Linked DNA regions of Homo sapiens: region 1 is linked to region 2. Evidence: chromatin contacts called from ENCODE Hi-C or POLR2A ChIA-PET data. All regions are on one chromosome and are shown on one strand. Each heading gives the region's core, a stretch centred on a gene start or an enhancer-like site at or near the end of the contact. The rest is flanking DNA. Distances are from core to core; before and after follow the strand shown.

Region 1 (4,446 bases), core at 1,947-4,446, 41 kb before region 2:
GTTTTTACACTTGGACAGGTAGCAAATGTTTGTTTTCATTAAAACTTTAATAGTTTTCCTAATTTGTTTCACTGTCATAAAGCCCAGCAATCATGGAGCTGAGGGTGCTTACCCACTGGGAAAAATCATCCCTGAGAATGTTAGCTTTTTTTTTTTTTTTTTTTCCCCAACTCAGATTTTTATTCCAGTCCTGGAAGGCCTAACATTCAGTCCTCGAAGGCATAACATTCAGTGTCATGAAATTCATCATCTATACCATAGGCAGGAGTGGCTAAATTTCTTTTACTCTGCAGAACTGGCTTGGAAAATATTTTGTACTGTCTATTTCTTGGGAGTAATTTGAGAAATAATTGACTTTACTACAGAATCCTCTCCATCCTCTGGATCAGTGAGTAGCCTCAAGGTATATTGTCTAAGAGTATGGGCTTTAGGGTTGTATAATCTTGAGTTTGAAAGTTGGTTGTTACTCATTAAACTATGTAACCTTGGACATAGTTAATGTACCTTTCTGCACCTGTTCCCTATCTTTAAAATAAGCATAATTGTGTTTGCCTCATGGAACTGTTACAAAGATTAAGTGGCACACGCATGATGATAAACACACAGTGCCTGGCAGATAATAATGGGTTCAGTAATGTTAATTTAGACGTCTCTTCCCTGCCTTCTTATCCTCAGTTCAGATTGAGCATATCCTCTGTGCTCTATGGGACCCAAAACCCCATAAGCTTTTAGAAAATATATTAAACAGGCCGGGTGCAGTGGCTCACGCCTGTAATCCCAGCACTTTGGGAGGCCGAGGCAGGTGGATCACGAGGTCGAGATCGAGACCATCCTGGCTAACACAGTGAAACCCCGTCTCTACTGAAAATACAGAAAACTAGCCGGGCGAGGTGGCGGGTGCCTGTAGTCCCACCTACTCAGGAGGCTGAGGCAGGAGAATGGCATGAACCTGGGAAGCGGAGCTTGCAGTGAGCCGAGATGGTACCACTGCACTCCAGCCTGGGCGACAGCAAGACTCCGTCTCAAAAAAAAAAAAATATACACACACACACACACACACACACACACACACAAAATAAATTTCTAATAGTTCTAGAAGACATGCTATCAGTGACTGGAATTTGTAATTATTTTTGAAAGATGGATAAAGACAAGATAACTGTGAAGAAATAAATAGAAAGATAGCCCAAAGCACATGCCAGGAGTAAGTTGCTGTGAGGTGGGAACTGATTACAGGAGGTTTTTGACCCAGAATTAAAGGGCAGAAGGAGTAGTGATAGGACCTGGGCATTTGTCTGGGTGATAAATTTGGACTCATTTTGGAATAGCTAGGTTAGATTTTCCTTTCCTGTCCTCTCACCCCACCAGAGCCTTCTTCCTTGAAGTAGTGGTGTTTCATTCTATTCTGAAGCAGTGGATAGGGACTCTGGCGGGAACTTCTGAGCATGCCCCAAGTGGTTACCGATTCCCAGGAGGAACTGGGAGGTGAGGAAAAATGTGCTGGCTTTTAGATTTGAATATCCCTGGAAAGCTTTGCAGAAGCTTGAAAACAGACTCACACCGCTATCCATGGTGGTGAAATGTCAGAATATTGAAAACATGAAAAGGAAAATCTAAAAGTTGTACATCAGCACCAGAGGTTCCAGTCAGAGTAATAGGCAAGAAGTAAAAAAGGAATACAGATTGGAAAGAAAAGGTAAAACAGTCTCCATTTGTAGATGATGTACTTATGTCTATAGAAAATCCTACTGAATAAACAAGAAAAAGTCTATAACGAAGTAGTTTCACAGGCTACAAGGTCATTATATAGCAGTTTATTGTACTTCTATATACTAGTAATGAAGAACTGAAGTTGAAATTTTAAAAGGTACTATCTTTAATCATTTCCATCTGAGACTTTTGTCAGCCTGGCCTTCACTGCCCGTATTTCTATCAGTATTTTGGTCAAAACCATTTAACAAATCTCTAAGAAGTTCCAGACTTTCCCTCATCTTCCTGTCTTCTTCTGAACCCTGCAAACTCTTCCAACTTCTGCCCATCAGAAAACATTAATTCTTAGGAATAAACTTAACAAATTGTATTTAAGACCGGTATGTCAACAATAACTAAACGCTGTCAAGAGAAAATCAAGACAAACGTAAATAGATGGAGAGAGAGATACCACGTCAGTCGATTGAAAGATTCAGTATTGGTGGTGGAACACATGGAAGTTGTCCCCAAATTGATCTGTAGAGTCAGTGTAATACCACAAGTTTGTTGTTGTTTTTTGCAGAAGCTTAAAAGGCAAAAACCAGACCACCTACAAGTAAGAAAGAATCCGATTCCCTCTTAAATATAGCACTGGATATTAGAATACACGGAAGAATTGAATAGCTTTAAATGTTTGAGAGGAAAATGGTTTAAATCTAGAAATTCCTTTTCTAAAGGAATTGCTCAAGGATATATTCTTGGGAAAAATCTAAGAAAATGGAAAGATAAGAAACAGCATAAAAAATTCAGTCCAAAAGATGTTGATTTGTGATATTGAACATTAACCAGTCAGCTAAAAATCCCCGATAATCTCATGATGGGAATTGGCGGAGCCACAGAGGAAGGAAAGAGAGAATGGTATGTAGTTCTTATTTGGAGAGAGTATGTAGTACTCAGTACAGTGCCTGATAACATAGATAATGAATATTGTTGAATAATTGCATCCTGATTAACTTTATATTGATAGAAAAGAAGTAGGCTTAAATATGTTTTTAAATCTCTAGAATAGAAACAGGATGTTTTCAAACCAGTAAATTCAACAAACAAGGATACAAGAACAAAAACTCCATCAACCAAACCAAAAAGGTGTCTTGTTTTGTTTCCCTTTGGGACTTGAAAGTAAAAAGCTAAAGTGACCTGCTTGCAAATAGAAGAATGACCTTCAGTAATGTTCACGTAAACAGATCTTCCATATGACAGCACTTGCCCTGCCAAGTGTCAGGCCACTGGGCAAATTAAAGGAGGATGGAGTGTAGGTCTTGAACACTAGAGAGGCCAGGTGTTTGGACTAACCTGTAGCATTTTATGTTTCTTGCAGATGTTCCCACAAGCCTGCATTTCCAGAGCATGCTGAAATCTCAGTGGCAGAACAAGCCTTTTGACAAAATCAAACCTCCCAAAAAGTTATCGCTTAAGCACAGAGCACCCATGCCGGGCAGTCTGCCAGATTCAGCTCGTAAGGACAGGCACAAATTGGTCAGCTCCTTCCTAACAACAGCCAGTAAGTGTCAGGGAGCCGGGAAGTCCCCCAGAGTATCAGTGACTTTTCATTCCTTTTATATTCTCAAATTTGTAGTTTGCATGCATGTTGGGGTTGGGAGAGGCAGTTGACCGATAAAAAATTCAGCTCACAGTGACTGCTTCTGCTTGTCTTGGATGCTCTCAGATGGACTTCGGGAGCTATTCTAGACACCATGGATCTTGGAGCAAGACCCAAAATGCTCAGTGAACAGCCAGCAATGGCATGGCATTGAGTTCATCTACGGGCAGGTGTCTTCTGTATCCTGGTGACATGTTTCTCTGGTTCTGGGCTCCCTGTGCCTATCCTAGCCATTGTGCAAATTACTAGAAACTTCAGTCCTGAAGGACTGTCCTGCTGCCCTGGGTATACGGCGTTGGCCTAGAGAGAACTCGAGAGCTTGGAACTCGAATAAGAAAATATTTGAGAGGACATATTTCACAGCTCTTTTTCTGTTCCCCTCTTCAGAGCTGTCCCATCACCAAACCCGGCCTGACAGGACCCACAGGCAGCACTTAGACGATGTGGGGGCCGTGCCCATGGTGGAGCGAGTGACAGCGCCAAAAGCAGAGCGCTTGCTCAACCCACCACCACCCGTGCATGACCCAAACCACAGCAAAATGAGATTGCGAGACCATTCATCTGAGAGAAGTGAAGGTAGGGCCAGGCCCATGGCACCTCTACCTGCAACTGCACCTGCTCAGGGCTTTCTGGGGCAGCCTAGGCTTCTCTTAATTACCCCCAGCTTTGTCCTTCACTTTCTAGGAAAGCAGAGTAGAGGGACGCTACTGCTTCTAAATGGAGGTCACTTCTTAACTGCTACAGCAACCTCTGCCCTGCCCCTACTTCCCACAGCTAGTGTGCTTCACCTTTTTATCCTCTAGGCATAGAAAACATTTTTGCCTTTAGTATGTATTGCTGCCATTCCAAGCTTGTGTTAGAAGTAACGCTGGTTAAGATAGCCATGTATTTCTCTCTTTTCTGTTGACTTCTGCAGTGTTGAAGCATCACACAGACATGAGCAGTTCGAGCTACTTGGCAGCCACCCACCATCCTCCACACAGTCCCTTGGTGCGACAGCTCTCCACCTCCTCAGATTCCCCTGCACCCGCCAGCTCTAGCTCACAGGTTACAGCCAGCACATCGGTAAGTACCTGTGTGGGGTTGGCCGGACACCC
Region 2 (6,447 bases), core at 1-2,500:
GATCGGCGGGGCCTACGGGCTCTTCCTGCCTGGCACCCCACCCAGCTCCTCCTCCTTGCCTGCAATCTCTACCCCTACCCAGCTGGTGCTCCAGTGCGGCCACCTGATTATCTGCATTTTCCTTTCAAAATAATTCCATTTGGGGCCCCAAAGCAATCTATGTTCACTGTAGCAAATCCTGAAAACAGAGAAAAGCACAAAGAAGAAAACAGAGAAAAGCACAAAGGGGAAAACAGACGTTTTCCGTTTTTCCCCCAATGATTTGCAGCAATCTGCGGCAGTTTTCAGCCTCTGCAGGTTCCCAAACGTGACTTGGCTCCTGCTCTTTTCCCTTTGGTGTTAGCATCTGTTCCGGCACGGTTGAGGGATTCTTCAGACTCCGCCAGCTTTGCCTCTTTTGTAGCCAAACATTTATTGAGCACTTACTGCATACTGGGTACTACATGAGGCCACAGGGACCCAAAGGTCTCAGCAAAAGCTCGTGGAGCCTTCAGGCCAGTCCAGGAGGAGGAGGCCTGACACCCTTCAGCGGGTCATTTTAAAGGCTCTTGTGCATGGACCCTGTATGACATTTTTCTTTTTCTTTTTTCCTGGAGATTCATGTGTTGGTCTTTGTTATGGCTGAGGTTTAGTTTCAGACAATTTTTCTAGGCTTTCCTGGCATTTAAGGGAGGCTGTGACTGTGTCCTCTGCCACTTTTCCACACTTCGTCCCCCAAAATATCTCAAGAAAAGTCAAGTCACCCTTTCTCCTTTAACCCTTTAGTAGATTTGGACGTGCTGCCTCCACCCAGCATGGTGACGTCATAACCTGGGGCTCCCATCTGCCCCTTTCTACACTTGGCATGAGGTCGCCTGACTCTCACCCCTCATGGGCAGAGGCAGGGCAGCTGCAGGGTGGGAGGGACAGTTCTGGCCCTGAAAGGGGCCTTCAATGGAAAGTTGTCTTCCCTGCTCAGCCCCATTCCTGCTGCTCTCTTCAGAGCTGTAAGAACTGGGCCAAATGGTGCCCACACCTTCCAAGCCAACCTCAGATGAACTCAGGGTCAACAGGGAAGCTACTTCCCATGCTAAGCTGAGGGTTCTGTCTCTGGCAACCTGAATCATCCACTCACACAGAGGCTGAGTTAAATTAACCCCGCATTCAATGAGGGCCGGCCACCTGCACAGTCTTGTGGGGGCTGCAAAAATGCATGAGACTTGGCCTCCACCCTCACTCATGGCCCAGACTAGGGAGCAGCAGACACATGCTCAGTGTGGTCAGAGTTTACAGGGGCTTTAAGAAGAGAGAGGGGAATCCAGGAAGACTTCCTGGAGGAGATGGCAACTGAACTTGGATTTAAGGGAAGGGAAGAGATAAGGAGAGAAGGACATTCCCCACCATGGGACACAGGGCAGGGTATGGCAGAACCCAGGGGCCCCCAGAGGTGCATGGGCGGGGAACCCCAGACGGGGAGCAGCAGATTCAGGCTAGGGGGAAGGGAGCACCTTGTGGGTGCTGCTTGTTATGTGACTTGAGGAGATCCTGGATGGCAGTCTGGGTGCTGGAGCAGGATGGGGGTGCATGGGTGGGCAATGGGAGAAAAGGCAGGAAAGGCCAGTGAGGGCCCCTCTGGGGTCTTGGGCAGCACCAAGGCCAGGCACCCTGGAGAATGAAAGTCACGGTGGTCCCAAGATGGGGCTTCTGGAGGCGACTTTCGAGAACCGAATGAGGACTGGAAAGTCTGGAGACGAGGGAGCGCATTGTCCCCAGTGGAAGCGCAGGACAGTTTCCCTCAGCTGCGGTACAGGACAGAGGCCCTGGGTCACCTGTGAGTTATTTCCCCAAGGTCTCTAACCAGGCCACTGTGGTGGATGAGGGTCCAGAGAGCCTCTTCCACTACAAGCTCCACATGCCTGAGCAGGAAAAGGCCGGACCTTAATTTAACCCGGATCGTTTGCCATCAGGAGGGAGATTCTGAGATGTTCTCTTCCTTCCCTCCCTCCTGTGTTCCAGGGAGCTCTGCCCTTGTCCCCACAGCCACAGGGGAGCCACTGTCTGTCCTTTCCTCGATGAGAGGAGGTGCTCTGGGGCACAGCCGAGTCTTCTCCACCTCTGTGCACCGCCTGGCACGCAGGGACTCTCAAAAGAGGCCTGATGCACAGAGGCAGGGTCTACACATGCGTCCCTTTTAACCCGACCGTCCATTTCCATCCCGATGGGATGTGACACTGCACTCACAAGCTTGTTCGGGGGCAGGGGGGATCCTGGGTGGGGGGAGGTGGCAGGGTTTGAGGCAAGGTGCCCATGTGCACTGGTGGCCACCCTCCGTCCAAATGCCCCAGGCTCAGACCCAAGTGATAAGAACTTCAATGGTGTGGAGAGCGCCTGCGTGGGGGAGGCAAGCTGACACGCAGGCCCAGGGTTCCAGAAAGCCCCCTAGCTCCCCGAGGCCCAGTGCCCAGAAGGCCCAGCACATCTGCAGCCTCAGAGTGAGCTGTGGTCCTTCTCACCCCCAGCCTCCTCTTCACCCTTCCCCAGCTCCCCAGTGCTGGGTGGCGGGAGCGGGGTCCTGGGCTGAATTGTGGTCCCCGCAAATTCACATGTTGAAGCCCTAACCCCCCTCCCCAACACCCCCGTACCTTAGAATGTGACTCTATTTGGAGACAGGGCCTTTAGAGAGGTGACTAAGTGAAAAATGAGGTCATCAGGCTGGGCCCTAAGCCATGGTGGGTTTTTTTGGTTTGTTTTATTTTGTTTTGAGACAGAGTCTCGCTCTGTTGCTCAAACTGGAGTGCAGTGGCACTATCTCGGCTCACTGCAACCTCTGCCTCCTGGGTTCAAGCGATTCTCCTGCCTCAGCCTCCTGAGTAGCTGGGATTATAGGCGCGCACCACCACCACGCCCAGGTATTTTTGTATTTTTAGTAGAGACGAGGTTTCACCCTGTTGGTCAGGTTGGTCTCGAACTCCTGACCTCGTGATCTGCCTGCCTCAGCCTCCCAAAGTGCTGGGATTATAGGCGTGAGCCACTACGCCCAGCTGCCATGGTGTTCTTATAAGAAGATGAGCATGCGCAGAGCTACCAGGAGCACACACAGAGGGAAGACTGCAGCGGTGCAGGACAGAGGTGGCTACCCACGGCCACAGAGAGGCCTTGGAAGAAACCCACCCGCCCACACCTGGCTAGTGAGGAGGCATACTGCTGTTCTTTCACTGTGGTGCTTTGTATGTCAGCCCTAACGCACCCAGACGAGGGGCACAGGGACAGGAATGGGGAAAGGGATCCAGGCCAGGCCCCCGAAGTCTGTGCTTCTCCACCTTTAGGAAGCTGGAGAGCTCGCGAGCACCCACTTGCTCCCAGAAGAATCAGCTGATCAAAACAGAACCCCCAATCTCCCCAGAATCCAGAGGAACCCAACCTAAGCAGATGGCCCACGAGTGGAGATGCTGACCTATGGGTGGCAGTGTATTCTGCCCAGAAGGCAGGTGGGGAACCGCTGTGGGTGCCCTGACTATGAGAGCCTCCGGCCGTGGAGACACAGCCCTGCCATCTCTGTCCGATTAACAGGGGCTGAAGGGGCAAGAGAAGAGCCAGAACGTTCTCTCGCCTGAGGAGGGCACTCACAGTGTAGTGGAGAGCCCAATAAAGAACTGAACTTCCTTGAAGAGGGTCCAGAGGGGACTGGGGTGTTATGCGGGGGTGCTCAGGTGCGGGGAGCCCCACACCTCCATGCACAGTCCCACGACTCCACGCTCAACCGCGCACCTCCAGGCGCAGCCCTACCCTTCCAGGCACAGCCCTACCCCTCCAGGCGCAGCCCCCCACACCTCCACGCGCAGCCAGCCACTCTCACCTTCCCGCCTCCCGGCTGGTGCTTCAGGTTCTCAGTGGAGCCGATCTTGGACTTGACATTCTTCAGGTCTGGCATGGGCACGGGGGCTGTCTGCAGGCGGCTCTTGGCGGAAGACGGCGACTTGGGTGGAGTACGGACCACTGCCACCTTCTTGGGCTCCCGGGTGGGTGGGGTTGGAAGGGACGGGGTGCGGGAGCGGCTGCCGGGAGTGCCTGGGGAGCCGGGGCTGCTGTAGCCGCTGCGATCCCCTGATTTTGGAGGTTCACCTGGGAAGGAAGGAAGGGAGTGAAGCCAGGACTCGAGTGGGTGGGGTCAGAAAAGGCCCTGGGGGCTGCCTGTCCCGTGGGTCCATTCCCAGGCTCACCACTGGGTTAGGCAGGTGGAAGCCAGGTTGGAAGCGCAGCTACAGCAGACGGCTGCCCTGGGGAAGCATCTCTTCCTCCCTGCCTTTTTGCTTAGGGACAGAGACACCCCTTTCCCAGGAAAGCAATGGAAAACCATCAACCACCATCCAATACCCGCTCCCAGAGAGGTGGCCAACTCGGCTCCACAGTCTTTGGGTCAAGAGATGGGCTCCAACAAGCTGTGTGGCCTCAGACAAGTAACTTCCCCTCTCTGAGCTCAGAGGCCTTAATTTGAAAATGGAAATAATTATAATCCCTGCGGCCAGCGTGGCTCCAGGAGGTGGTAGATATGCTTTGCCAACCTCTAATACAATTCTTCAGGGCCTTTATCCTAAATAAGGGTGATGCAGTGACGAGACCCAGCTGTGCCCTCAAGCCTGGACGCTTCTGACCCTTTCCCCACAGGGTGAATGTTCAGCTGTTCAGCTGTTCGGCTAGTTCAGGGCTCCTGCCAGCACCCTGGCTCCTCTGTGGGATTTGGCCTTCAGAACAGGATGCCTGCTCCACGCCTGCCTGTCCCTAGCTGTCCACACGAGCCATACCGCTTCATGCTGCTGTGCCCTGACGTACAGTTCCCCACCTGCCATGCATAGCAGTTACTAGCGCACCCTTCCAACACCCTGGAAGCTGCTGGGGGGTCTCTTCTCCTCTCCATGCAGATGCTGTCCCTCCCTCCTCTGGGTGTCCTTTACCCTCAAACTTGCTTCTGTTACTGCACTTCCCAGGCCCCCGTTACACTTCAACAGTCTGGTATTCTATCTCATGGGTCTGTATTTTCCAAAGTGTGGCCCACGGAACCCTGCGTCAGAATCTCCGGAGCTTTCAAGGAGGAAAGTGGGAGTTGCAAAATGCAAATTTCTCGATCCCCTTCAAGAGTGGATAGAGCAGAATCTCTAGGGGTGGGACCTGCAAAGCCTCATTTTTCTCAAGCTCCACAAAGACTGAAGTCTGAGAACCGCAGGCCTCACCCTGTGCCGAGGTGTGCTTAGCTCCCCTGCAGTCTGAGAACTTAGCTTTCCTGCAAGTCCAGAAGCTTCCCGCAGCAATGCCCCTGCCGCTGCCCCAGGCATTTGCTGTAACACATACCTGCTGGCCAGACCTGGAGAAGGGCAGCTCTTTGAAGCACCCATGTAGCCAATGGGCAGCTTGGCCAGTGACGAATAAGCACTAGTTTTCTTTTGTTGTTGTTTTGTTTTTTTGTGGTTTTTTTTTTGAGACGGAGTCTTATTCTGATGCCCAGGCTGGAGTGCAATGGCGTGATCTCGGCTCACTGCAACCTCCGCTGCATGGGATCAAGCGAGTCTCCTGCCTCAGCCTCCCGAGTAGCTGATATTACAGGTGTGCAGCACCACGCCTGGCTAATTTTTGTATTTTTAGTAGAGACTTATTTTAGTAGAGACTGGATTTTTGTATTTTCAGTAAAGATTTCTTTAGTAGAGGTTTTACCATGTTGGCCAGGCTGGTCTTGAACTCCTGACCTCAGGTGATCCACCCGCCTCGGCCTCCCAAAGTGCTGGGATTATAGGCATGAGCCACCGCACCCAGCCAGCACCAGTTTTTAGAATTTGACTTCCATGTCTTTTTTAAAAATAATGTTTTTTATAGAGACGGGGTCTGACTATGTTGCTCAGGCTGGTCTTGAACTTCTGGCCTCAAGCGATTCTCCCACCTCAACCTCCCAAAGTGCCGGGATTATAGACGTGAGCCACCGTGCCCTGCGGATTTCCATGTCTTGGATGTTCCTGAAGTAGTACGCTCTGTGGCAATAGGACAAACGAAGCCTCTTATTTTCCACATAAGGAAACAACAGATGGGGCCTCGGCCTCCAGGGCCTCCAGGCTCAGCCTCTCTGCCTCCTCAGACCTCCCATCCTCCTGCCTCCCTGACTTCAGAGACCCAGGGTGACCAGTGGGCTTGGTGGTGGTGGCTCCAAATACTTTTCATGCCTCTTATTTACAGAGTGGTCGTGGGCAAGTCACCTGACCTCCTTAAGCCTATGTCTTCATCTGAAACATAGGGAGACAGCCAGGCATGGTGGCTCATGCCTGTAATGCCATTGTCCCTGAAGTCAAGGAGAGCACACAGGATTAGAAAGCCCATCAGACAAACACAGCTGCGCAAACTGCACAGGGAAGAGAATTCGGACTGCTCCATCTTCAGGCTGCGAACCCTGTGTGAACCCTGCATTGCAGAAAAGGGTCCTCCCGG

What was found. A loop is a pair of places that touch in the nucleus more often than their neighbours do. ChIA-PET counts read pairs that join two places held with the same protein, here RNA polymerase II (POLR2A). Pooled maps may share reads with other maps.
Region 1: a map of adrenal gland shows a loop between it and region 2 (4-fold over the local background). The contact joins the enhancer-like site here to the promoter of STH in region 2. A Hi-C loop is called at or near these places in 38 of 168 maps with a recorded cell type or tissue (B cell, CD4-positive, alpha-beta T cell, CD4-positive, alpha-beta memory T cell and 26 more), 14 of 37 single-sample maps with no recorded cell type and 40 of 50 pooled maps. POLR2A ChIA-PET finds 5 or more read pairs at or near these places in 9 of 52 experiments (AG04450, BJ, GM10248 and 6 more).

The regions. Positions count from the first base shown.
Region 1 is chr17:46,038,506-46,042,951 of GRCh38, reverse strand. It overlaps KANSL1 (KAT8 regulatory NSL complex subunit 1), which reads left to right. Exons shown (of 15, transcript NM_015443.4): 8 at 3,068-3,250; 9 at 3,737-3,925; 10 at 4,266-4,414. Among named protein-coding and RNA genes, the nearest start is that of STH, 41 kb to the right of the region's middle. Within about 2 kb of position 3,196, at least 9 of the 41 ENCODE cell types and tissues checked have a DNase peak (open chromatin) inside an H3K27ac peak, as active enhancers do; they include adrenal gland, dorsolateral prefrontal cortex, gastrocnemius medialis and 2 more, where a contact is called at or near this core.
Region 2 is chr17:45,994,053-46,000,499 of GRCh38, reverse strand. STH (saitohin) reads right to left here and starts at 1,250. Exons shown (of 1, transcript NM_001007532.3): 1 at 806-1,250. The coding sequence starts at 1,220. The coding sequence ends at 834. It overlaps MAPT (microtubule associated protein tau), which reads right to left. Exons shown (of 13, transcript NM_001377265.1): 9 at 3,836-4,101.